Linked DNA regions of Homo sapiens: regions 2 and 3 are each linked to region 1. The links are chromatin loops, found by intact Hi-C in ENCODE. Cell type or tissue: mammary epithelial cell. All regions are shown on one strand.

Evidence for each region. Hi-C counts contacts between places; a loop is a spot of excess contacts. Peaks named below come from ENCODE experiments on the same cell type or tissue, not always from the same donor. Only the 100,000 strongest peaks of a DNase experiment are listed, where the experiment ranks them.
Region 2: it touches region 1 in a loop (4-fold over the local background); 23 of 110 quality-filtered maps call a loop at or near these places.
Region 3: it touches region 1 in a loop (7-fold over the local background); 9 of 110 quality-filtered maps call a loop at or near these places.

Annotation. Positions count from the first base shown.
Region 1 is chr5:96,332,380-96,340,379 of GRCh38, forward strand. All of the region lies in intron 3 of LOC101929710 (a long non-coding RNA gene), which reads left to right. The region is part of intron 1 of LOC107986365 (a long non-coding RNA gene); the gene reads left to right. LOC124901034 (a long non-coding RNA gene) reads right to left here and starts at 1,387. Exons shown (of 2, transcript XR_007058881.1): 1 at 1,114-1,387. It also overlaps a transcript of CAST not described here. In mammary epithelial cell, a CTCF peak has its summit at 4,209 (motif pointing left); DNase peaks (open chromatin) are centred at 3,712 and 4,172; H3K27ac peaks cover 1,128 bases.
Region 2 is chr5:95,898,364-95,906,363 of GRCh38, forward strand. It overlaps ELL2 (elongation factor for RNA polymerase II 2), which reads right to left. Exons shown (of 12, transcript NM_012081.6): 6 at 2,593-2,717; 7 at 2,330-2,417; 8 at 1-447. Among named protein-coding and RNA genes, the nearest start is that of LINC01554, 50 kb to the left of the region's middle. In mammary epithelial cell, no CTCF peak of the experiment used is centred here; a DNase peak (open chromatin) is centred at 3,488; H3K27ac peaks cover 1,945 bases.
Region 3 is chr5:96,064,643-96,072,642 of GRCh38, forward strand. The region is part of intron 1 of LOC101929710 (a long non-coding RNA gene); the gene reads left to right. LOC105379096 (a long non-coding RNA gene) reads right to left here and starts at 7,825. Exons shown (of 4, transcript XR_001742447.2): 1 at 7,759-7,825. It also overlaps a transcript of CAST not described here. RefSeq lists an enhancer at 814-1,716. In mammary epithelial cell, no CTCF peak of the experiment used is centred here; a DNase peak (open chromatin) is centred at 3,549; H3K27ac peaks cover 3,512 bases.

The DNA of each region.
Region 1 (8,000 bases):
GCTGGAATACTTTTCTTTCTTTAAATTGATTTCGGCTTTTTTTTTTTACTTTAGTAAATTTTTAAATGATAAATAAAATTAATATTGCTTATCCTAAGTAGTGGGTGATGATAAAAATATATTAAAATAAAAATGGTTGTGTACGTCTAAAATCATGTTGCATGCAGAATATTGTGCCTTCCTTTGAGATACCTGTTCTTACAAGTCCCAGAAACTGAGATGTGAGTCCAAACTTGAGGACAGAGCGACGACATGGACGTCTACAAATGTGACATGATGGGGTAGTTTTATCTCTAGGTGCAAGTCAGGGGGAGGATAATGAAGAAAACTGTCCGGCTAACACTTCAAACTGCTGACACTGCATAGGTTCCTTAGCAGCTCCACAAGGACCTGCCGAGCTGTCCCACGCCTTCACATACACCCCATTGAGGCTTGAGTTTGCTGTAAAGGTATCCTAACAGCCTTTTCTGGCTCTGCCCAGCCCTGTTTTTCCCTCCTCCACACAAATTGGTCTCCTGGCTTGGGTTCCATCTGTACCTTTGACTCCAGCCAGGTGGTTTCCTTTTGGCCACTATCGCTCAGCGTGCTGATTGCTGCCTTGGTCCTTGTTGTTTGTCCTTTCTCTCTTTAAGGACCTGGGGCTTGAGCTGCCAATTTTATAAGGGAAGAAGTTCTTGTCTTTTTATAGCGTCTCTCCTTGCCATTCCCTGATTCCATTAATATCCCATCAACGAAGTGCAAATTGTTGCCTTTCCCCTCCCACTTCTCGGTGTGAAGCGGTGACCCAGTTAACAGGGGCAGGGGCTTGGGGCTCCTCTGGCTCTGTCTGCACTTCCAGGACTCAGTGTGTGCCCGAGTTAGAGTGACCTGTACAGTGTGTTCCTGGTGGGACTTTAATACAGGGAGGCTTTTGCTGTTTTCTGCACGGTCAGATGAGGAGCTCTATGTTTGGAAAAGAGGCTTGGAAAAAGAAAAACCAGAATGAGCAGCCTTTTCCTGTTGACTTAGACGCCCTAGGTGGCCGGGCAAGTCTCTGACCTGCTGGGAGGCCTCAGTTTCCTCCTGTGTGAGTGAAGTGAATGGAAAGGAATGGGGCCCCATGAGCCTTCTCACCTTTTTTTTCTTGCTTGGTCTTCCCGACTGAAACCAGCATCCTCCCTGTTCTGATCTGGGCAGCCTCCTGGAGTCAGGTGGGGCCAGGGACCAGGTCCAAAGCTGAAGCTCCTTCTTCCTGCTGTTGGAGGTCAGCTGTGGGTAGGGAACTGGACTGCTCAAGCTTCTGTGGTGAGACCTGGAGTTGGGGAGGCCTCTGTGCGGAGCAATACTGGTGGGCGAGGGGTGTACTCAGCACAGTGATTGCTCAGGGAGGCTCTGGAAAGGGTGTCTGTTCCAACTGAAGGCAAAATGAGAGAGAACAGGCTGAAGCTCTGCTAAGCTGTGTGGCGTTACATGCAACCCTTAGCCTCTCTGAGCTTCATTTATTCTGATTTTAAAAATACATGCAAAAGGAGTACAGTGCAGCTTCAACTGGAGCAAGCAGCAGGTCCCTTCCAACATCAACATTCTTTGAGTTCGTAAGTCCAAGACTCTATATTTTAAAAATATTTTTATGGGTCTCAGACCCTCACTTCAACACCCATTTCATATGCTCCTCACTATTAGCAAACTTGCTACCTACTTTGTTCAGAAAATTGAGTTGTATTAGGGCTGAAGTTTCTTTATAATACTCAGGTGCAAGAAATGTCATATAGCACAGTTTTGTTGTTGTTCATTGTTAATTCAAGTTTGAAATTCTCCCTCCAGAGTGTGGCAAGGGTCAGTAGCAGTCATTATTGGAGGTTCTGCTCTCCAGAGGCAGTCAGGCATCCTTGGAGGATTGCTCAGTGCAGAAAATTCTAGGAGAGACCTCTTTTCTCTAGCCTATCACAGTCACTGCTTAGTTGTTTATTGGCTGGGCCAGAAAGGTCCATTTAAAGGCTGGAGGTTCTATTCCTAAGCCCACCCACCCACCTCCACCCCTAGTGCAACTTGGGTGAGGTGGCCTGGTTCTCACTACTGGGAAACTCAGGACCCTGCACATCTATAAGCCACACCATCGGAGGTTCTGCCATCTTCAGGGAACTGTATTGGAAGGGCCTGGTTTTCAGCCTGCTGCACAACTTTCTGCCACTGGCCCCTTTCTCTGTTCCAGAAAAGTCACCCCCACGGTCCTGTCACTCACTTCCTTCAACTACAATGCCACTTCCTCAGGTATGAATATAGCCACACAGTAGGCATAGTAGTGACTATTTGCAGAATCCCAATTAAATAACCACTTCAAACAAAAGCCTAGGATGGAGCTGCTACCTCAGTGTCCCAGAAACTCGTTTTTCACCTAGAAGCACAAAAGTGATCCTTACCCTTGGAGGCAAGATCAGGAGCGCACAATACAAGGGCTGACTTGTTCATCCACTGGAGACTCTGCTACAGTATAAATGCAATATCAAAAATGATATCTAAATTCATTATCCTGCTATAGAGGCAAATGAGCATGAGCGCCTTCCATTTCTTGCCTCACCCATGCCTAGGAACAGAGCTCCACTCACACCCTGCATTATCGTCCTCCAATTTCAGAAGATGCATTGTCTCCTTTTGTTCAAGGCCGACCCCAGTTACACATGCCAAGACCAGGTTCCACAGCCATCCTCCCTCTTGAAACATCCACCTTTCCTCTTGCAGGGGTATGTCCTCTTCAGACTACAAGCTTACTCATCTCCTTCCCATTCATTAAAAAAGAAGTCTACCTTTGACCCCCATGTCCTCTTAGTGATGTCCTATCTCTTCTTCTATTTCATCCAAACATCTTTAAAGAGTTACCTATACTCAGTGTGACCACTTCATGTGCCATTCACTCTGCATCCCCTGCAATCTGGCTTCTGCTTTTGGTAAGGCCACCCATATTGTAGCTGGAAAATTCAGTGGACATTTTCCAATCTTTGTCTCACTGTATGTTTCTGGGGCATTTGGCCATGTTGCTTGTGTGCACCACTCACTCTCTATGATAGTCATATTATATTCTCTCAGCTTGCCTCATTTGTTTCTGTTCTTTCCCAACCATGGTCTCCTCTCCCTCCATCTACCACCCACATGCTGGGGTTACCTACCTTTCTGTTTTAGCCTACCGCTCTTCTCATTACTGATACTCTTCTTGGGTGGATTTTTCTACACTCAGGATTTCAGCTACCATCTGTATAGTAATGACTGTCTAGTTCAATCTCCATCTCCAATTTCTCCCCCAAGCTTTAGGCTCACCAATTCCATCACCTGCTAGGCAGCTTTTCTTGGGCACTCTTCAGACATTTCGGATTCAATTGCTCAAAAGCTACATGTATCACTTCCCTCCAACCTAAACCTCTATTTGTTCTGTTACCTTCTCTTTACCCAGTGACAAAAGTTATAAAATGTCTGCCTTGACTTTTTTCTTCTCCTCACTCCCTTTATCCAACTGATCATTACATCCTGATGTTTTCCCCTCCTATGCATTTCTCAAACCCATCCTCTCAACTCCACTCCTACCACCACTACCCTATCTCAAATGCACCTTCTTTTAACTGGACCAATATAACAGTCTCTCAATTGGCTTCCTGGTTTCTAGACCTGGCCCACTCCATTCTCTCTCCAGAGCTACCTGAATGATTCATATACAAAACAGTAATCTGACCCAGTCCTTCTCTTGCTAAAGTCATTCTGAATCTACACAAGGAAATTCAACCTCCTTTCCTGGGGCTGTCCCTTGTCTATCTCTTAAACCTTAGCTCCTACCACCCGCTGCCCCCTATTTTGACTCCAACTCTCAACCGGCAGTAGTTCTCTGCAAGTCTTCTGTTCTCTTTCTGTTCTTTACTTGCACATTTACCAATAAATATGTTTTACTCCAGTGTATTAGGTTAGTATTATAAGGGAAGTTTCAAGTTCATTTCATATTAAACATTAGAGCCTTCATGCTTAGGGAGAGAGGGAAAAAGAGAAAAAACCCATAGCTAAATACATAGTTAAGTCGCGTTCTTCTCCAACGCAGCCAAAAATTGGACTGGGCCTGAGATATTTGTGTGCCCTGTTTGATTGAAAGCTGTTAGAAAGTATGCCAAACATTTTAGATTTTTCGCTCCCAGAGTTCTTGTAAACCCGGCAGAACTTGTCTGTTATGAAGAGTGGACTGCCCTCTAGAGGTTCCCATTGGAAGGAGCACATCAAACCCACAGTGTTAAGGCATTCTGCAGTTTCTTGTGAGGTTTTGCTGTAGACATTTACTATTACTGTTCTTTGTCCCCAAAATGCTTTTCCAGATGTCTAATTCTGAGTCACACATTTTTAATTTACTTTGGGAATAGAGATTTGGGGTAAAGCATGTGATGGACCTCAAAACACTCAATTTGGAGTCAGGAGATGTGACTTTTAGTCCCGGTTCTTCCTTTAATATCTGAGGACTTAGATTTCATGTCTGTTAATCAAGTAGTAGAAGATCACACTTCAAAACTGTGAATCACCAGAAAGTATGTTTTAGGAGTAAAACTGGGAAGAGTTTCATTAATTCAGTAAATATTTAATATGGAAGACCCTGGGGTAAGAGCTGTTTTGCAGAAGCTAGGAGTTTACGTTTGATCTTTACAATGTTAGATGAAACATATTTGAAAAAAAGACACTTGGAAAACATTTGGGCTTGCAATTTAAATGGATGAATTTAACCCTGATATCATAGAACCCTGAAAGCGAAACTGAGCTAAAACAAAGTAAAACTTACTCTGATTCCAAGGGTCTCTTCTGACATGAGAGTGGAAATGAATCACACAACCACACACACACACCCATAGACACCCTAATATGCCATTAAGCTCTGACCCAAACCCCTTTTAGCCTGGTTTCCCCTTTTCTATTTTCAATCAAGAGAGAAAAAAAAGGAAGTCTTTCATTTAATGGTAAGAACCAACTATGGTCTCTGTATGCTCATATAATACTAAAGAATTATAGGTAAAATTATATTTTATGTACTTTATTATGGTACTATGTCAATTGACATTGAACTTCATAGTACACTGAAGAAAGGGAAAAAATATTAGGACACCATTTATGTCCGTAGTAACACTGGAAGTAAGATGCCGCAAAGCTCAGGACACAGTAGCTAGGAAACAAGACGTCTGAATTCCTGTGATTCCACACATGTTTGGAGGGATCTGGGGACACCAGCTGGATCTTCTGTAATGCAGGTAGCCACATCTGTGCACCATGGTTATGATGCTCACTTCTGTGGAGTTCAATGTTAATGTCCTCTTTGGCATCTACCTCCTCCAAGTTCAAAGCTGGACTGCTGTGCTGGGAATCCAGCAACCTGAACCTTTTTCTTCATTACAAATCTGGACATCTTTGGACTTGATTTCTGACATCAAATCAATGGTTTTACTTCTCTCTTCATTAGTTTACTGTCTGTCTTTACAAAGTCCTCTGGGCATTAGCAAAGACATGAACCTAACAGAATACCTCTAACATTTTGAACACATATAAAACATTAGTACTTGAAATTTTTCCTTATGTTTCTATAGCTAAGGAAAACTTTTAATTTTTTTTTTCTGTCTTAGCCTACTCTATCCAGCATTCCTTGCTGGAGGCACAGCTAGGATGAAAGCTTTGGAATGAGAAATGAAAGGAGTAAATAGACTTGACTTTACTAACAGTGTCCATGTTTTTATTCCTGAAAGTTATGACACAACAATTGTTAGACCATAATCATTAAGAAGTTCTGTCATCATCTTCTGTTAGGTTGAAACGTTCAACAAACAAAACAACAAACCTATTTTTATTCTGCTTTCATATTTCAAATGCATTTATGCACTTCAAATTTCAGTTTCAAATATTCTTGAGAGTTTCAAAAACTCTGCATCGTTTTTTGACTTATGACTTAATGCTATATGCTGCCTTATGCTGTTTTACTTCTGCTTTCTTCATACTTTGCTTCATTTATTATCCTATTCTTTCCTTCCTTCTTCCTTTGTAATCCTTGTTTATGGTATTATTAGAACTTGTAAATTTCTGTAGGTAGTGGTTACAATATAGGTAACTCACAAGGCCTAAACAGGTATATTTAGATAATAGAAAGTATTGAACTCTGAGTCTGGAGTGGGAAAAGTTGATCACATCACTTCTCCCCCCAAACAACTTTGCTCTGAGATTTAGTCTAAAGAGATTCACTTTTCAATAAGTAGAAATGTGATTTGGTGGATAGCTTGCTGCTCATTCCAAAGTATATTATATTTCTCTTTCTGGAAGCGAACCCCTGGGAAGAGGGTGCTTGGTGAGCTCTGGATGCCGTGCCCAGAGGCCAGGGGTTTTTGGAAATGCCGCAGAACATCCTGTTCCTGGGAGCCCTTCTGCCTGGTTGTTTGTGCTCTAGAGACTTGGCTCCTGGTGTTCTTGCTCAGACCTTTGGACTTTGGCAAGGCTACTTCTCATGTTTCTGTCTTCCTCTGTGTGCCATTCTGGCTCTGTAGATGGTTTGGTTTTTTGTGTTGTGACAGTGGAGGCTGCTTGGAGTGCACTGCCAGGCATTGGCTCATGGGCACTCTGCTCCATTTCAGTAACAGCAACAGAACTTGGATTTGACTGGGAAATAATAACCATTACTGGAAGAAAAAAGTAGCAAAACATATTTCCTAATATGTGCTAACATAATGAGGGGCCAGGTCTCCAGCTTTACGGGTGATTATTATAGTTTTTGATTGTTGCCAGTTACCAACACTAAGTACTTTAGCTGTGCAACTTGATTTGAACAGCATTGCCAGAAGAGCACCATCAAAGGCTTTTGATAACATGCTACCAAGAAAATATGTGACACCAAGATAACATACGACCCCAAGAAACTTATTTAATCTTCTTGGTGCATCTATAAAAATAGAACCAAGTAGAAAAACAGTATAAAAAGCAAAACGTTTCTCACTGGGGTTTTGTGAAGGATACCAACTAGCCCTCATGAAGTATTGTGAGTTTCCTGGAAGGAAGGCCTTTTGTAAGTTCAAGTTATTGCCATTCACTAATTATTGGTCATAACATTGCACATGATAGATGGGAAATGGAAGAGTGGGAGAATTAAGTGATTAAGCTAAAATCACACAGTGAGCTGGGGGAAAACCCAAAAGTGCAAAGAGATCTAAATTTGTTTCATTGGAAGAACACAGTTATATCTGGACAAAGCCCCAGAGTTTAAGTGACAAGGACACCTAACATAAAACTTGAAGTCATAGGCATGTAGCCAAATAATACAAATATCCTTGTTAAATGCAAGTGTATCCATACCAGTTATGGATACACTTGTCCTTGGAGGAGAGCTAAGGTGAGTCCTGCTGAGGACAGGAACTCTTCTGTGTTTGATTTGCAGGTAGAGCGAGTAGTTGACCCTCTGAGCCCAAAGCTGCAGAGAACACAGTAAACCTAGTAAACTGAGTGTGGCTATCTCCCCAGGGTGGCCCTCTGAGAATCCCTCCTAGGTTCCTGAGAGAGACAGGTAGACAGGCTATAGGTGGAAAGAGACAAAGTGCCTTGAGCTCTGTGGGTTAGGATCCTATCTTCAACCCCTAGACACTTAAAAGTCTTGCCTGAACTCATGGCCTTTCAATGAGGAAAGCATCACAGAAAGACTTTATGGTAATCGGACAGGAAACAATGACTGGGCAAAATTTTTTAAGCAGTCAGTATTAAGAGAAAGAAGGAAAGCCATGTCTTTGCTATTTACCTCAAGGTTATATTTTGCAGCATCTAATGCCAACTATTAAACAAGGATACACTCTTATCTAATTTGCGCTGTTGTCTTCCCAGGATCTGGAACATTTTCTGCGGGAGTCCACCTTTATCTCTAGAAGCCTCTGGCAAACTGTTTCATTTCAGCTCAGGTCCTTTTGTAGAAAGAACTTGATGCTGAAAGCAGCTCGCCCCTTCTGCCCTCAACCCCCACTCTCCCCCTACCCTCCCCACCA
Region 2 (8,000 bases), 430 kb before region 1:
TTTAGACTTCTTTTTGGACTTTTTGTGAGACATTGAATGGTTTTCTTCCATAGGCTTTGGACACTTTAGTAGAACGGAACCAGGGGGTAAGGTTTCCAGAGAAGTCCTAGAGGTATATTTGTCTTGCTGGTCCTCATAGATACTATCGTTTTGACTAAAACTGTCAACAGGTAGGTCTTGAGTCCCCCGGCCTTCTGGAGTGCTAGGGGAGTTGGAGTTAGAATTTACAATCTGAGGAGGATGTGAGATGGGCAGATAGGTTGAAGGCAGCGGTGGAGGGGTAGGGATGGCAGCAGCCGCAGGGGGCAGCGGGAGGCCTGCAGCAGATTTTTCACTGGTGGGATTCAAATGACCATTTAGTGTTGGTGGTACTCTGTTCGTCAGGTGAGATATTCGGGCTTTTTTATTCATTAAAGGATCAATAAACTCTGAATCCAAAAGCCGTTTCTAGGGGAGGGAAAAGGAGAAAAGTGAGCCAGTTTGCACTAAAATTAAATAAATTCAATACATGCATGGCTGGTTAAACAACTAAGTAACCTTACTTACTATTAATATTACCAGGGTTGTAATATTACACGCTTTCTTCATGCTTAAGCAAAAAACAAACAAACAAAAAACCCAAACAAAAACTAAACCAGAACAACAACAACACAAAACCAAATGTGAAATACATTTTCATGTTTAATGTCAAAAAGCAGAATCTGGCAAATGTTTCTTGAAGTGCTTACTGAATTCTTTCTAATCATACAGCTTTACCCTAAGTTCCAAGAGAGACTATGCTGATTTATGTGGATTATACCACTCAGGAGAGTATTAAACAGAGGCAGTCACCCTCCATTGCTGGCTGTGGTTGACCTAGTTATATTAAATGAGAAGAGAAAGCAATTTGTGCCGTTTGACTCTGTGAGAACTAACACAGCTAGGTAAAGGGCAATAGCCTGCACTTATTTTAATCTTTAATGGGCTAAAATGCTCCAGTTAAGAGTATTTTGGCTGTCATTTATCATTCCACCTGTCTTAGAGTGGGAACAGCCAGCACTTTCAGAATAGTTTCTCTAATTATCTCTATCACTGTTGAAATGCTATTTAATTTTTTTTTTTACCGTTACATATCTCTTTACCAGATTGGAAGATAAGTCTTAATAATTGGTCCATTAAAATTAGGTGGAAGTACTTTAAAAAAAATCATGGTAATAGTAGCCTAATCTGTCAACAACAATAATAGTATTTAAGTTAAAAAGGAAATTTAGATAGTTGAAAACTATAAAATATAAATTCACATTTATGCTTAAATGTAATGCTGTAGCTTGTATTCTGGCTTGAAAGAAAATAATGGTTAATCAACTCATTATTTTGTTTTCAATTTAACACCATTTATTTGGCACCTAGTATATAATTTGATCAGAGTAGAAGTAGTTTCATAATAGTTGGCATTAAAAGTGAGACTTCCACAGACATTGTATATATGCAAGGACAGACCTGCTTTTTTTCCTTTTTCTTTTTTGTTCCCCCTCTGTTCCTCACAATAAGTTTCTAATATTTTCTGATGTGCGAATGGCTGTTTGCCCAGGGTATGCTTAGTGTTCTCCACACATCTGTGGGCTTCTCACTAATTCTTGGGAGTAAGGTCCAGAGAGAGAGAGGGAAGACACTGTGTCAGCAGTACTGGGGTGGGGAGGTGCGTCCCACTGTCTGTCAAAAGCACCCAGAACACCGAGAGAGTTCTGAGTTTGGCCAATCAGCTGAGAATCAGGCAGGCTTCACTCTAGTACTGCCTAGGACCTTCTCACCTTTTTCTTGGATGAGCTGAATCTCTTGGGGGAAAACTCTAAACTGGAGAAGAATCTGATTGGGAGTACTCTGATAAGGATCCAATTAAAAAGAAAACATGGAAACATGCCATCATTTTTGTTTATTTGTTGATTGTAAATCCATTTTCCCCAAAAAATATTCTTCTGGAACATGTTGACAGACAAAATTAAGTATCTTCAATTTTCCATATAATCTGATAATTGTTTGGGACTGGGTAAGTCTTCTAGTTAGTGACCAAATTGGAAAGTAGATAATCTTACAACAAAATGTAAACTTTAAAAATGGAAAGCAAGGTAGACATTAAGTACTCTGACAAGCAGTGCTGTGTAGTGGAGAAAGTTCTGGGCTGGAAGCCAAGACCTAAATTCTAGGCTAAGCTCAGCCATAACCAGATGGCTTTGGGCAGGCAAGCTGTCCAGCTTCTCCGGGTCTCATTTCCTTCACTTATACATCAGAGGACCTGATTAGAGGCCCCTAATATCTATGTCAGGTCTATAATTCTATGTTTATGACATACCTGAGGAGAAGATACAGCGTCTCTACTAGAACATACAGGAGATTCTGAACGGCTGGTGCCTGCAGCATTCTGAGACGGATTTAGTTTTCTGTAAAGGACACACATGTTATGTGTTAAGGAGATGATTTAAAAATGTTCATGATAGAAAGCTTGCCTTGCTTCCCTTCCCACCTTAACACTAAAATAACAATGACTAAAATAATGACTTATTTCCATAATTTTTAAAGAAACATTTTTTTAAAAGCAAGAAAAAAAGAATTCACCTAGAGAGCACTGACTCCAATGACCGTCTGTCTATTTCACTGTATCCAGGCCAGTCTCTTTGAAGCTCTTTAAAAACATAATCCTTTAAGGTATATGAGAGGTCCTTAGAATTCAGATTGGCTACCTAGTATGAGGTATAAAAACAGAGCATTAGGTATTTTTACTATCATCTCCTAACCTAAAACAGGCAACCTTTAGGATTTACACTGAAAATAATTACATCAATTGGCCCCAAAGGGACTGCTAGTTTTGTATTATATGCCAGATCTCAATAAATGCCATTAACTTCATTTTGGGAATTAAAGCTTTATATACACAGCTAAATGTTTTTTTCCCAGAATGGCCATTGCATTTTTAATATTTCTAATCAGATAATAAGCCCATATTAGGAAAAAAGTGAAGATTTTAAAAAAATCAATTATTTTAGTCAAAGGAATCCAAAACAGTTGTACAGTAGTCCCCTCCTTATCTTCAAAGGATACACTCAAACACCCCCAGTCGATGCCTAAAAACTCCGATGGTAACGAACCCTATATATACTGTTTTTTTCTTATACATACATACCTGATAGTTTAATTTATAAATTAGGCATGGTAAGAGATTAACAATAACTACTAATAAAATAGAGCAATTATGCCAACATGCTGGCAACACTACTCTTGCGCTTTGGGGCCATTACTAAGTAAAATAAGGATTACTTGAACACAAGTACTATGATATTACAACAGTCGATTTGAAAACGGAGATGGCTAGTGACTAATGGGGGACATACAGAGGGTTATCCAATCCACTGCTGTGGTATCTCAGTGCATGTGTCCAGGTAACCCTTACTGCACTTAATAATGGCCCAAGATGGCTACCAAGTGACTAATGAGTGGGTAGCATCTACAATGTAAAGCTAAACAAAGGGATGATTCACATCCTGGGCGGGACAGAGCAGGACAATGTGAGGTCTCATCACGTTTCTCAGAACAGCGTGCTACTTAAAACTAACAAAATGTTTACTTCTGAAATTTTCCTTTTAATATTTTTGGATCATGGTTGACCATAGGTAACTGAAACCCCAGAAAGTGAAACCACGGATAAGGACTACTGTATTACCAACATCCTTATTTACTTCTGGGCAATTGAGTCCATTACTTTTGAGTCACAATAAAAATCCTTGATCACTTGTATTAAGTAGAAACCAAACAGTGCCCAAATGTTGGGTTACAAACTTTCCTTTCAGTCATCAACCAAACACTGTCTTCATAAATAGTATCAATTCTGATAACCTTGTCTGTCTTTCTTTGGATAACCACGCTTGCTCCTTATATCTGCCAGTTCTCCTGAAGAACCACTTACTCAAAGTCCTTGAAATTCCCCAAACCAATAAATGAAAACATATGCCTAGAGAACCCCCAAATTACTGTTATTAGTCAGCCAGTTTATTCCGAAGTGTAATCTTTTCTTATCCCTTAACTGCAATTCCTAGAGTTTCGCGGCTTAGCCATTAACTAACTACACAAACATACAGGTTCACGTGCCAAACCAAAAGTAATTAATTTTTAAGGCTAGGAGAAAATTACTCTTGCTTATGACTTCCTACTGGAATAGATCATTCTTTCTGTGTCTTTTAAAAGTACTAACAAATATGATAGTTTATGCTTCTCACAACTTAGCTGAACACTATTCTAACAGTAATGTTTCTATTAAGGAGAAAATAGGTTTATCTTAAAATTCAAATTTGCAAAATTCAAATTTGCAAATAAGTTAATATAGTATACACCCAGATTTCTTGAGGTGGAATAAACACAATCCATCAATTTTCTTTTTTCTTTCTTCTTACTCTTTTTCATTTTTTGAGACAAGGTCTCACTCTGTCACCCAGGCTGGAGTCCAGTGGCAGGAACATGGCTCACTGCAGCCTTGACTTCTTGGGCTCAGGTGGTACTCCCACCTCAGCCTCCTGAGTAGCTGGGACTACAGGTGGACACCACTATGCCCGGCTAGTTTTTGTATTTTGTATTTTTTGTAGAGATGGGGTTTCACCATATTGTGTAGACTGGTCTCAAACTCCCGGGCTCAAGCAATCTTCCCTTGGCCTCCTAAAGTGCTGGGATTATAGGTGTGAGCCACTACGCCCCACTGGCAATGCTTCCATTTTCTTTTACCCCCAGCACTACACACATTGACACCCCCACCCCCACAGCAATCCATTTTCTAGGTTTTTGTAATAGGACATTCTCCTGGTTTCCGCCTCTCTTAGGACCTTTTTTTTTTTTTTTTTTTTTTTTTTCCGAGACAGAGTCTTGCTCTGTCGCCCAGGCTGGAGTGCAGTGGCATGATCTCAGCTCACTGCAACCTCTGCCTCCCAGATACAGGCAATTCTCCTGCCTCAGCCTCCTGAGTAGCTGGGATTATAGGCGCCTGTCACCATGCCCAGCTAATTTTTGTATTTTTAGTAGAGACAGAGTTTCACCATGTGTTTCACCATGTTGGCCAGGCTAGTCTCGAATTCCTGACCTCGTGATCCCCCCACCTCGGCCTCCTAAAGCGCTGGGATTACAGGGGTGAGCCACGGCGCCTGGCCTAGGACCTTTGTTTTTTAAGTCTCTGTTTCTCAATCCTCTATATGTTGAAATGCTAAAGTACTTAGTGCCTGTTTTCTGCTCTGTTTTCCTCATTCTGTTCATTTCCTCCTAAGATGATTTCATTAAGTTTGAAGACTTTCAATACCCAATATATATGCTGCTAATTCCTAAATTTATAACTCTAGCCCCAACTATCCTCTGACAACCACACCCTTACATATAACTATCTACTGACATCTATCTCCACTTGGATATGTCTAATAGACATCTTCCAAATGGAGTCTATATAAGACAGAATTCCTGATCCTCTTCTCCCCCTTAATCCTACTTCTTTTCCATCCTTCCGCATCTCAGTCAATGGCTCAATATCCATTCAATTGCTCAGCCAAAAACCTAGCTATAATCACAGATTCCGTTCTTCCCCTCATTGTCTCCCTACACCTAACCGTTAGCAAGTCTTATCACAAAATATTAGGCTCTTTAAGTAGTCTCTCTCCTCTACTCCTGCCCCTCCAAGCCATTCTTGCCGTAGAAGTCTTAAATGCAGTCTAAATGCAGTCTAAAATGCAGCCATCTGAGAAAAGGTTCCCTGATCTCTCCACTTAAAGCAGAGGATTCCTTCCCCAGCTCCTTTCAACTCCTCACTGGTCCTGAAATTGTCTCATGAATAAGCTCCATGAGGGCAGGGTTTCTATTGGGGTTACTTTGGGATTCCAGCATTTAAAACAGTGTCTGGTACACTGTAGGTACTTAATAAGTTGAATTGAATGAATGAATGTTGAGCTTGAGCCAAATATCCAAATGTTAAGCTGGATACATTATTCAACTTTATCTAGTTTCTGATTGTTAAAATTTAGTTTTTCCATAAAAGGTCATTCTAAGAAAAAAAGGTTTTATTAATACATACCAGTTTAATAATAAACAGCAATACACAAATTTCCTGGTGGATGTTAAGCACTTTTAAATTTAGGTACAAATTTTACCGGGAGCCAACATCTTAGTTTATTTTAAAAACCTATTACTTTGATGAATTAATAATGTCCACAGGGTTCTGAAAACTACTGTGTAAGTAACAAATAAGCAAATTATCTCTACTGGCACAGGCAAAGCCTGATTAATTATTTTAGGTAACTTGTTTCCCAACTAGTTTGTCTGGGACAGAATAACCAATTTTGGGATGATTTGTATGTATCTTGCGGCTCTTCTTTTCTCTGGTGCCTACTTTTGGTCAGTTTTATTAGAGCAAAGTCATTTTATTTTTTTTTGTTAGCTGCTAGCAATGTTCAGGAAAGGGAATTTAGGTATAATTGGTTTATGTCAAAGTTATGAATATGCCTGATATCTTTCTTGGGAGGATAAATGAGATCGTGCACGTGAAATGCCTAGCACTGTGCCTGGCACATAGTATATGCTCAAAAAATGGTCGATGTTGTTAGCCTTTCTGTGTTTTCACTAGGCCAGTGGTTTCAGCTCGTATATTAGAATCATTAGGGCCATATAGAATATGAGTGCCTAGGCCCCACCTTCAGATACTTGGCTTTTGTTGGTCTCAGGTGGAGTTCAGGCACTGGCATGTTTTAAAGGCTACCCAAGGGATTCTAATATGTTACCAGGATGAGATGATGCTCTAGATTCTATCAAATGATCAACACTAATAACTCTCATGCCTCGCTTGGGGGTAAAGTTTATCTACACTTTGAGATACGCGCACACACACACACACACGTATATATATATATATTTAGATATCTATATGTATATACACAATCACATAATTACTGCCATATATCAATAGTAGTCTATGTGTGAATTGCCTCTGCAGTCATTTTGCCTTCTCCATTATCAAACTGAGAAGCTAATTCACAACTTTTCTGGAGATGCAGTTACCAAATGCTTTGTGATTTGTAACCTGACTCTCACTGCTTCTCCAGATATCAAACTGAACACACACACCCTCATTCTCATTTATTCTCTTTCTTTTGAGCTCTTAAAACTGCTATGTGACATATGGATTTAAATTATTTCCAAAAAGTGCTAAAGGACTTAATAAAGATCCTTAAGATTGATTGAGATACCTTGGGGACTGGCTAACCTGAATTGGAGACAATGGTCTTACCCTTTCATAACATTTAGTATTATGTTGTGAATGTAAGAGATAATGGATAAAAAAATAGACTTGAAATGTTACTCTTTGAATAACAGATCAAAACCTGTAGGGTTTTTTTTTTTTTTAAATGATGAGATTCAGAATAACTTCTTTGGAAATGTTATTTCCTTAGAAAAAGTAAAAAAGATGGACCACCATTTATGGTGGATCTGAATGCTCATAAAGATTTATGACAGATGGACAGAAGGAAGGAAGAAAAAAATATGTAGGAGGTTATAGTCTAACAAACCACTGACTTTAAAAAACAATGGCCTACTTTCTTACACGTAAGCTTGTGATAAAGTATGGGATCACTGCTAATACATTACAATTTCATATGCTTTTATGCAGACAAATGACTGATCTTGGCACACTTAGTGGCAGAAAAAGATAGAGTAATAAGGGCAGCACAAAGTATGTGGGGCAAGATACATTTTAAACTATTTAGTAGGCAAAAAATGTTCTGGCTTATACCAATCAAAGGCCAATAGAATACATTGCACAATTTCACCGACAATAATCAATACAAATTAAGGCAATACTTTAGTGTATTCAACACTAAAAACAGATAACAAACACTTCTTACTTTCTTTTTAATGGAATTTGAGAACAAAATTTGTTGGTCCCAAATAAAGACAATGCTCACATTTCAACTAGTTTTTAATTAAGTGCTTAAAATGAGATGATT
Region 3 (8,000 bases), 270 kb before region 1:
TCATTCACTTGTGCCTGATTTTCACAAGTGATATTCATTGTAGTTTGTGCCTGTGGCCTACAGGAGAAGAAAGCCACCTGTTTAACTATTTAAATAGTTATAAGCCCATAGTTGCCTGAAATAACCTAGTCTTTCGTAGAAAGGTATGAAATTCCCTTTTCTGGGAATTGTTTTTTGTTTCTGATTCTTGCCCTTGGTAACATTTATGCTACTATATTATTTCTATGCTATGTGCGTTAGTTAAACCAGCATAAAAATTAACAGAAGACTTCACAAAAAAGCCAGGCCAGATGTCCCCTTGCTTAGCTCCTTTTATCCTCTTTCCGCTGACTTCACATGTTGGTAATGGCTATGTATTTGGGTATATTTCTGGATTAAACATTTTAAAAGCTAACTGTTGCCTTCTGGTACTTGTTATTCCTGTTACCAATAGTTCCTAGTATTGTTAAAAAGTCCCTGATGAGTCAGTTCAAAAGGTTAGGGTTTAGTGAGAGGGATAGTACATTTCTTTTTGGTGGAAACTATTAACATATATAAGTCTTTGGCTTTTTTTTTTATCATTATTTCTTAAAACTTTGAAAGTATATTAATGAGTCAAATCAGCTTCCTTAAACATCAGTGAAATGTTTGGATTAACAATTTTTAAATTTTTATTTTAAAAAGCTTTAATGTTGTGAGGAAAAAAATTACTGGGGGAGGTACTCAAGAGAGCCTTTTGGGGTCCTGGAAATTCTTTATATCCTATGGTGGTTAATGATCTGTGTGTGTGTGTGTGTGTGTGTGTGTGTGTATTTATATGTATATATGTAGAAATTAATTGAGCTGTATGTTTAAAACTTATTCTCTATACTGTGTATATATTACAACACAGTAAGGCAAATTAATATTTTCTAGTTTTGAAGCATCTTTTATTTTAAAGCATTTAGAACATGAGATAAGGTAAGTGATAGGATTTTTTTAAAGTTGTAAAGCACTGTGCAACTAAAAGACACCACAATCTAGAAATAGAAATAGCATATTTGGTATACAAAGTGGGTTGTCCTCCACCCTGTAGGCATGGATCTTTTAAACCCTGGTTTAGCCCCTCAGCCTGTTGCCAGAGAGTGAATTCTCTTTGTGCTGAGATGACTCTTAGCTCTGCCCCTGCTGTGGGCCTTAAAGGTTTAATTCTAGGGCAATTAACCCACAGATCCTTTTCAAAGCTTGTCACCTTACTATGACTATGAAAGAGCACATATTGTCCCTGGTATGATCATGAACAAAGTTTCCAACAATTGAAGGGGAGTTCAGTGGAGTCAGGAACTGTATTAAGGAAATATATTACAGGGGCAGAGAGAGCACCTCCTAAGAGTGTAATGAGGAAGAGAACAGACTAGAACACTCCCATTCCTGTTAAAGCTTTGTTAAGCATTTTATGACAGAAAACTGCTAGTGCAGGCAGGTTAATGAAGAGAGAAGATGAAAAACTGTTCTGTGAGTTTCAAACTAGGTCTATCATTAAAAGAGGTTTAAGTGTCACTTGCAAGCCAGTACTTTGGAGACTGAAAAGTTGTAGTATACCCTTTTAGTGTGAATCTTGCTGACAGGGTCAGCCTGAACAATAGGGCTTTGATAGACAGCCTGTATCCCTTTTGCTATGACAGGGTTTGATCTCTTATCTCTTATGATTTCTGACTCTCTTTTCCCCATTGTCTCTGTACTGTTCCATTCATTCCCACTGCTTGCTATTTGATAATGATTTCTCTAACAACCTTTTTTTTTTTTCTTTTTTAATACCTCTGCACTTTCTGCCTATTTCTTTCCATTTTTAAGTCCTTTCTCTAGCTTGTTTTGAGCCAGTTTCAGGGCAAATTCTTGCCTGTCTTCCTCTCATCTGTTTCTCAGCTAGATCAGGTTTCATATCTCTTACTACTTCAGCCCATATAAGTTTTCCCTTTCCTGTTGTAGTTACCGTCTGACTTTCAATGTGGCACTTAATTATATAATTTCTGATCTTATTTGTTTTTTTAAATTTTTAAAAATTAAAATTTTTTTAGAGACAAGATCTAACTCTATTGCCTAGGCTGGAGTACAGTGGTGTGATCATACCTTACTGCAAGCTTGAACTCCTGGGCTCAAGCAATTCTCCCCCCTCAGTCTCCCTAGTAGCTAGGACTACAGGCATGCACCACCATGCCTGGCAAGTTAACAAAATTTTTTTTTTTGTAGAGATGGGGTCTTAGTATGTTGCCCAGGCTGGTCCCAAACTCCTGGCTTCAGTTGATCCTCCAGCCTCAGCCTCCCAAAGTGCTGGAATTACAGGTGTTAAGTCACTGCACCCAGCCCTGTTATTTCTTAAGTGATTCATATTTATGCCTTATTTCTCCAGTTTTCTTGGAGGGAAAGCATCACCTTCATTTTCTATCTACTTTAGGGGATAACACAGTGCTTTACATATAGTAAGCAATAAAACTACATCTGTGGGATAAACAAATTTATATTCAGGTTCCTATAATGTCAGGTACTCAATCCTTTGTTTAAAGTTAATGCCATGTAAAAATAGGTAATAGGGGTATTATATTTGAATTTCAAGCAATCTTGTGCTTAAGGTTATATTCTGTATTTTCTTTTTATTTTCCTTTTACAATTTAATCTGACAGTGGGGCCAATTTTATAGGTGTAGGAAATCCTTTGTCAAATATAGTCTTCCAGTAAATACATGTTTTAAATAATGCAATGTGGATATGGCTCATTATAGTCTCTAAATAATTACCAGGGCCCTTCAGTAAGGGAAATACTTTTCTGATGGATCATTAGGAATACATTTGTGGCAGACTTTTAAACCATTACTAATCATAGAGATGGTCTTAATTGCTTTCGAAGTGAAGAATTCTTTGAAATGTGAAGAATCACTTGCTAAACTTTCTGATTTGCTAGACTAGGTTTTCCTAAATTGGCCTAGTTTAAAATGGGCATACCTGTGCTTAAAAAGATCCAGAGACCTTCCACCTATCTGCAAATACAAAATTAGCAGTAATAACTGACAATCAGCCTCCTTTCCCTCTGTCAGTTATAGGGACTATTTAAGGCTATATCTTTTTCATGCTCTTGAAGTAATGTGAGGTTTAGATTTGACTCCCTTTAATCTGAAACACTGACTTAGCTCCAAACCACTTAACAGCCTGCCATTTTGCACTGGGAGGGGAAAAACAGCAATGTAATTTACTGTCCACATTTTATAGTTTTCCCTTAAAAAAAAAAAAAACTTGCTTACACAGTTCCTGTATTTGCACAGACTAGAGAGTGAAATGGCTTTTAAATGCAGCCCTGGCTGGGCAATGCCAGGAACCCACAGCAGCTGACAGGCCACTCTAGCTGGGGAAAGGCAGTCAGAGGTAAAGAGCATCTCTGGGAATAAAGGTGTCAGGGAGAGAGTGTGAGGGAAGATGTAGGCGGCACAGGTGGGAAGGACAGAGGGTCATGGCTGGCCTACGCTTCATAACTTACGTGCACATCTAGACACATCTTGATAACGATCCTGTCATCATTTTAGTCAGGCAGAAGCATTTCCTGGGCCCTGACTCATTGCTTGGGAATTTCTTCACCATTACCCTGTCTGAACCCTGGTCTCTTAGAGATCTAGCCAAAAGAACCTCTGGCCTTATATATTATCTCTATTACTGAATGAACAGTGTCTGTCTTGGGTCTTGTCTAGGAAAACGGAATAAGAAGCAGGATTCTTGAAGTCTCACCTTGAGAATCATGCTCCACCCCGCTAGAACTTTACCCTGACTCCTGGTCCCTGTGCCCTACTGCCTCACATTTTTCAACTTCTCCTGCTCCATATTCCCTTCCAGCTCCATCCATTCATGGAGCAGTTACTAAACATCTGATATGGGAACCCACCCACTGGACTAGTAAGGAACCCTGTATTAGTCAGGGTTCTTCAGAGAAACAGAACCAATAGGATTATGTGTGTGTGTGTGTGTGTGTGTGTGTGTGTGTGTATAATATGTGTATGTATGCACATGCCCAGTTAATTTTTAATTGTTCATGTATATATAATTAAACATATATGTATATTAATTTACATATTTATATACATATGCATAGTAAATGTGTATGTAAATACATATATGCATATATTTAACTTAAATATATACACATGTGTGTATATGTATAAAATATATTTTATATATACACACACACATATGTATATATATACACACACCTGTCTTCCTGTGTGTATATATACATATATACATACACCAATGTATACATTTTTACATATGGCTCTTGGTTTACATGTATACATACATGAAGACAAAATCGACAGGATGTATGCGTGTATGTATGTGTATATACGGATGTATATATGTATATATGTGCATGTGTATAACCAGATGTATATGTGTGTATGTGTGTGTATGTGTATATACAGATGTGTATATATATGTATACACATACACACACATCCTGTTGATTCCGTCTTCATGTATGTATACATGTAAACCAAGAGCTGTATGTATATATGTATACATTGGTGTATGTATATATGTATACATACACATGGGAAGACAGGTGTGTATATATACATATATATGTGTGTATGTATATAAAATATGTTTATATTACACATATATACACAAATATATGTGTATTTTAAGAATTTAAGATTTATTTTAAGAAACTGGCTTATGTGATTGTGGAGACTGGAAAGCATGTGTGTATGTATGTGTGTGTGTGTGTGTGTGTGTGTGTCTATGTGTGTGTGTGTGTGTGTGTGTCTATGTGTGTGTGTATGTGCATACATGCACATGCCCCAATAGTGTGTGTGTATCTATCTATCCATCTATCTTTTTTTAATTAAAAAATTTTAAGAGACAGGGTCTTGCTCTGTCACCCAGGCTGGAGTGCAGTGGTGCAATCGTAGCTCACGGTAGCCTTCACTCCTGGGCTCAAGTGGTCCTTCCATCTCAGCCTTCAGAATAACTAGCCCTACAGGTGTGTGCCACTACATCTGGGTAATTAAACTTTTTTTTTTTTTTTTTTTTTTTTTGTAGAGAGGGAGGTCTTGCTGTGTTGCCTAGGCTGGTCTTGAACTCCAGGCCTAAAGCAATCCTCCTGCCTTCACTTCCCAATGCGCTGGGATTACAGGCATGAGCCACCACACCCAGCCTATCTATCTTGATTTGTTTTAAGGATTTGGCTCATGTAGATGCGGAGATTGGCAAATCCAAATTATGCAAGCCAGGCATGATGGTTCACACCTGTAATCTCAGCACTTTGGGTGGGCGATGTGAGAGGATCGCTTGAAGCCAGGAGTTTGAGACTAGCTTGGCCAACAAAGCAAGACCCTGTCTCTACAAAAATAAACCAGGGAAGTGTTGAGGTTGAAGCTTAAGTCTGAAGACAGTCTGGAGACATAATTCTCTCTTCCTTAGGGAAGGTCAGCCTTTATTCTCAGCCTTTATTCTATTAAAGCCCTCAAATGATTGGATGAGGCCCAACAACATTATGAGGGTAATATACTTCACTTAAAGTTTCATGATTTAAATATTAATCTCACTATCCCTAGTCAAGTAATTATTCCTTCCTCTCCATTTCCAAAGCCCTTTGTTTATAACTGCTATGGAACCTACCACAAGGCTCATAACTTGATTTATAGTTGTTTATTTATGTAAGCATCTTCCTAACTAGACATTTATTAATCAAGGACAAGGGCCCATATTATTTTCCTTTGTCAGAGTCACTATCTGTGATGACTGATTTTATGTATTAATTTGGGTAGGCTATAGTACCCACATATTGAAGGGACAGGATTCACAGTATGAGAAATTCTTCAAACACAGAATGCACGTTCACAAGATGCTGGGTGGCCACAAACATGCCTACGTTAGTGAGTGAAGAAGAGGGAGGAATCAAAACTGATTCCAAGTTTTCTCATTTAGCAGCTGGGTGATTGGCGATGTTGTGACCAAGGCAAGGAAAATGGGAGGACTAGATCTGTGGGACAGAAAGACAAAATTGAGTTTTTGTTTTTGAATACGTTGAATTGAAGATATCTGCAGCACATCAGTGTGGAGACAGTTGTACAATAGACAGAAATTTGGGTTCTAGGCTTAAAATAGCAGATAGGACTAGAGATATAAATTTCGTAACCACCCTATAGATGTGGCAATAGACAAGGCTAAACAGGAAGTATGTAACCCTAGGAACATCTGCCCCAGAAGGGCAGGTGGAAGAGGAGGAATGCTCGCCCAAGGACTAAGGAGAACAAGTTGGGGAGGTATAAGGAGAATCCAAAGACTGAGAAATCTACAGTGTCATGGAAATCAAAAGTGCAAAGGAAGAAGGTGGTGAGCAAGAAAGTGAAATGTTACAGAGAGATGAGTAGAGTGAGGACTAAAGGGCACTGGATTCCCCAGGCAGGAGGTCATTGGTGGTATGCAGAGGTGCTTTGCCTTAGGCCAAGATCACGACCCATTTAGGGTAGACAGTCACATGCTGTGGGCCTCTCCTCAGCCCTCACCAATATACAACATTCATCCTTTTGTACCCACCCTTCCCTCAGTCCCCGCAGTGTCCCTTCTCAAGCCCACTTCACCCTATATTTCCTAACAACCCTTCCCCAAACCAGCACCCCATTTGAGTCTCAGGTCCCAGCTCTATGCTTTCCCAGACACACCATTCCCCCAGCTACTACCACCATTACCATCTCTCTGTCTCCAGTCCCTTTCAGTTCTCTTTGGTATTTTTCTGATTGTAGAATCACTTGTCTAGCACTCGTATATCAGTCCCCAGGCATGAACCAGTTTCTCTGCTTCCCTTTTTTCCATCCCTATTCCTAGGCATCCTTCCTACCCACCAATGGCACTGTCATTTTCCCCAAAGTCCTACCAATACTTCATGGACCAGCCCTCACCTGTACCCAAAGTTTTCCTGGCACCAGGCCTATTGTTCTTAATCTTTGGAGACTTTCCTGGCCAGCCTAGACCTACTTTTCTTTGCTTGTCTCTCACCTTTCTGGTTTTTCCTCTCACTTGGGATGCTGTTTTACTCCCCGGATTATGGTCCTTCCTTACTTTTGTATCTATCCTTTTTCCTTATCTGCTAGTTTTTTTAAAAAAAGTTTTAAAAAGCCATTATCTTTCAGAGATACATAATGAAATATTTATTGATGCAGTGCTATGACTGGGACTTAATTCAAAATATTTGGAAGTGGGGGCAAGTGAGTTGATATAAATGAAGAAATGATTGGTCATAAGTTGAAGCTGGTCATGGGTCATTGTTGAAGCTGACCGGTACATGGGTACATAATTTATATTACTCTCTCTACTTTTATATATGTTTAACATTTTCCAATGAAAGGTTTTAATGCAAATTAAATTGATACAAAGAAAACTAATATTGATTAGAAAAGAAAACTTAAATTGATAAAAAATATAATAATACAGATGTGGCAAAAGTCATGGAGGTAATATTTGAATGCCTGGTGTTGGGAAAACACTAAAACAATAGAAAAGGAGCTCAGAATGGGTGGGGTATGGAGCATTATACCTTGAGGAGGGAGGAAAGAAGCCTTGGTAGTTATATTGTTAAGGCCTGACCCTCGTGGTTGTGGAGTCCTTATACTCTTCAGGGAGTAAGGGGTTGAAGAACAGGTAGGACTTGAAAGAACAATTTTGAAACAGCCACTGTGTGGAGGAGGAAGGAAGCCAGCCAAAGGTTAGCAGCAGCTACGGCTGGAGAACATGAATTTGCAGGAGAGCTACTCACCAGTGTCTTCATGACTTAAATGTCTTCTAAGTGACTCTAGGAGCTTTTACAGGTGCTTCAGCCTTTCTGCAAAAAATGAGAAGCATTTTCCTTAAATCAACTAAGATGTAAACTGCCCATGAAACCCATTTGTCTCTTTAAACTCTGTTTTACATATTGAGTTTCAGGGAGGATTTTCATAGAAAAAAAGTCCACTGTTAAAATAATTTGACGAGATCAGCAATATCCCTGGCATAGCTGTG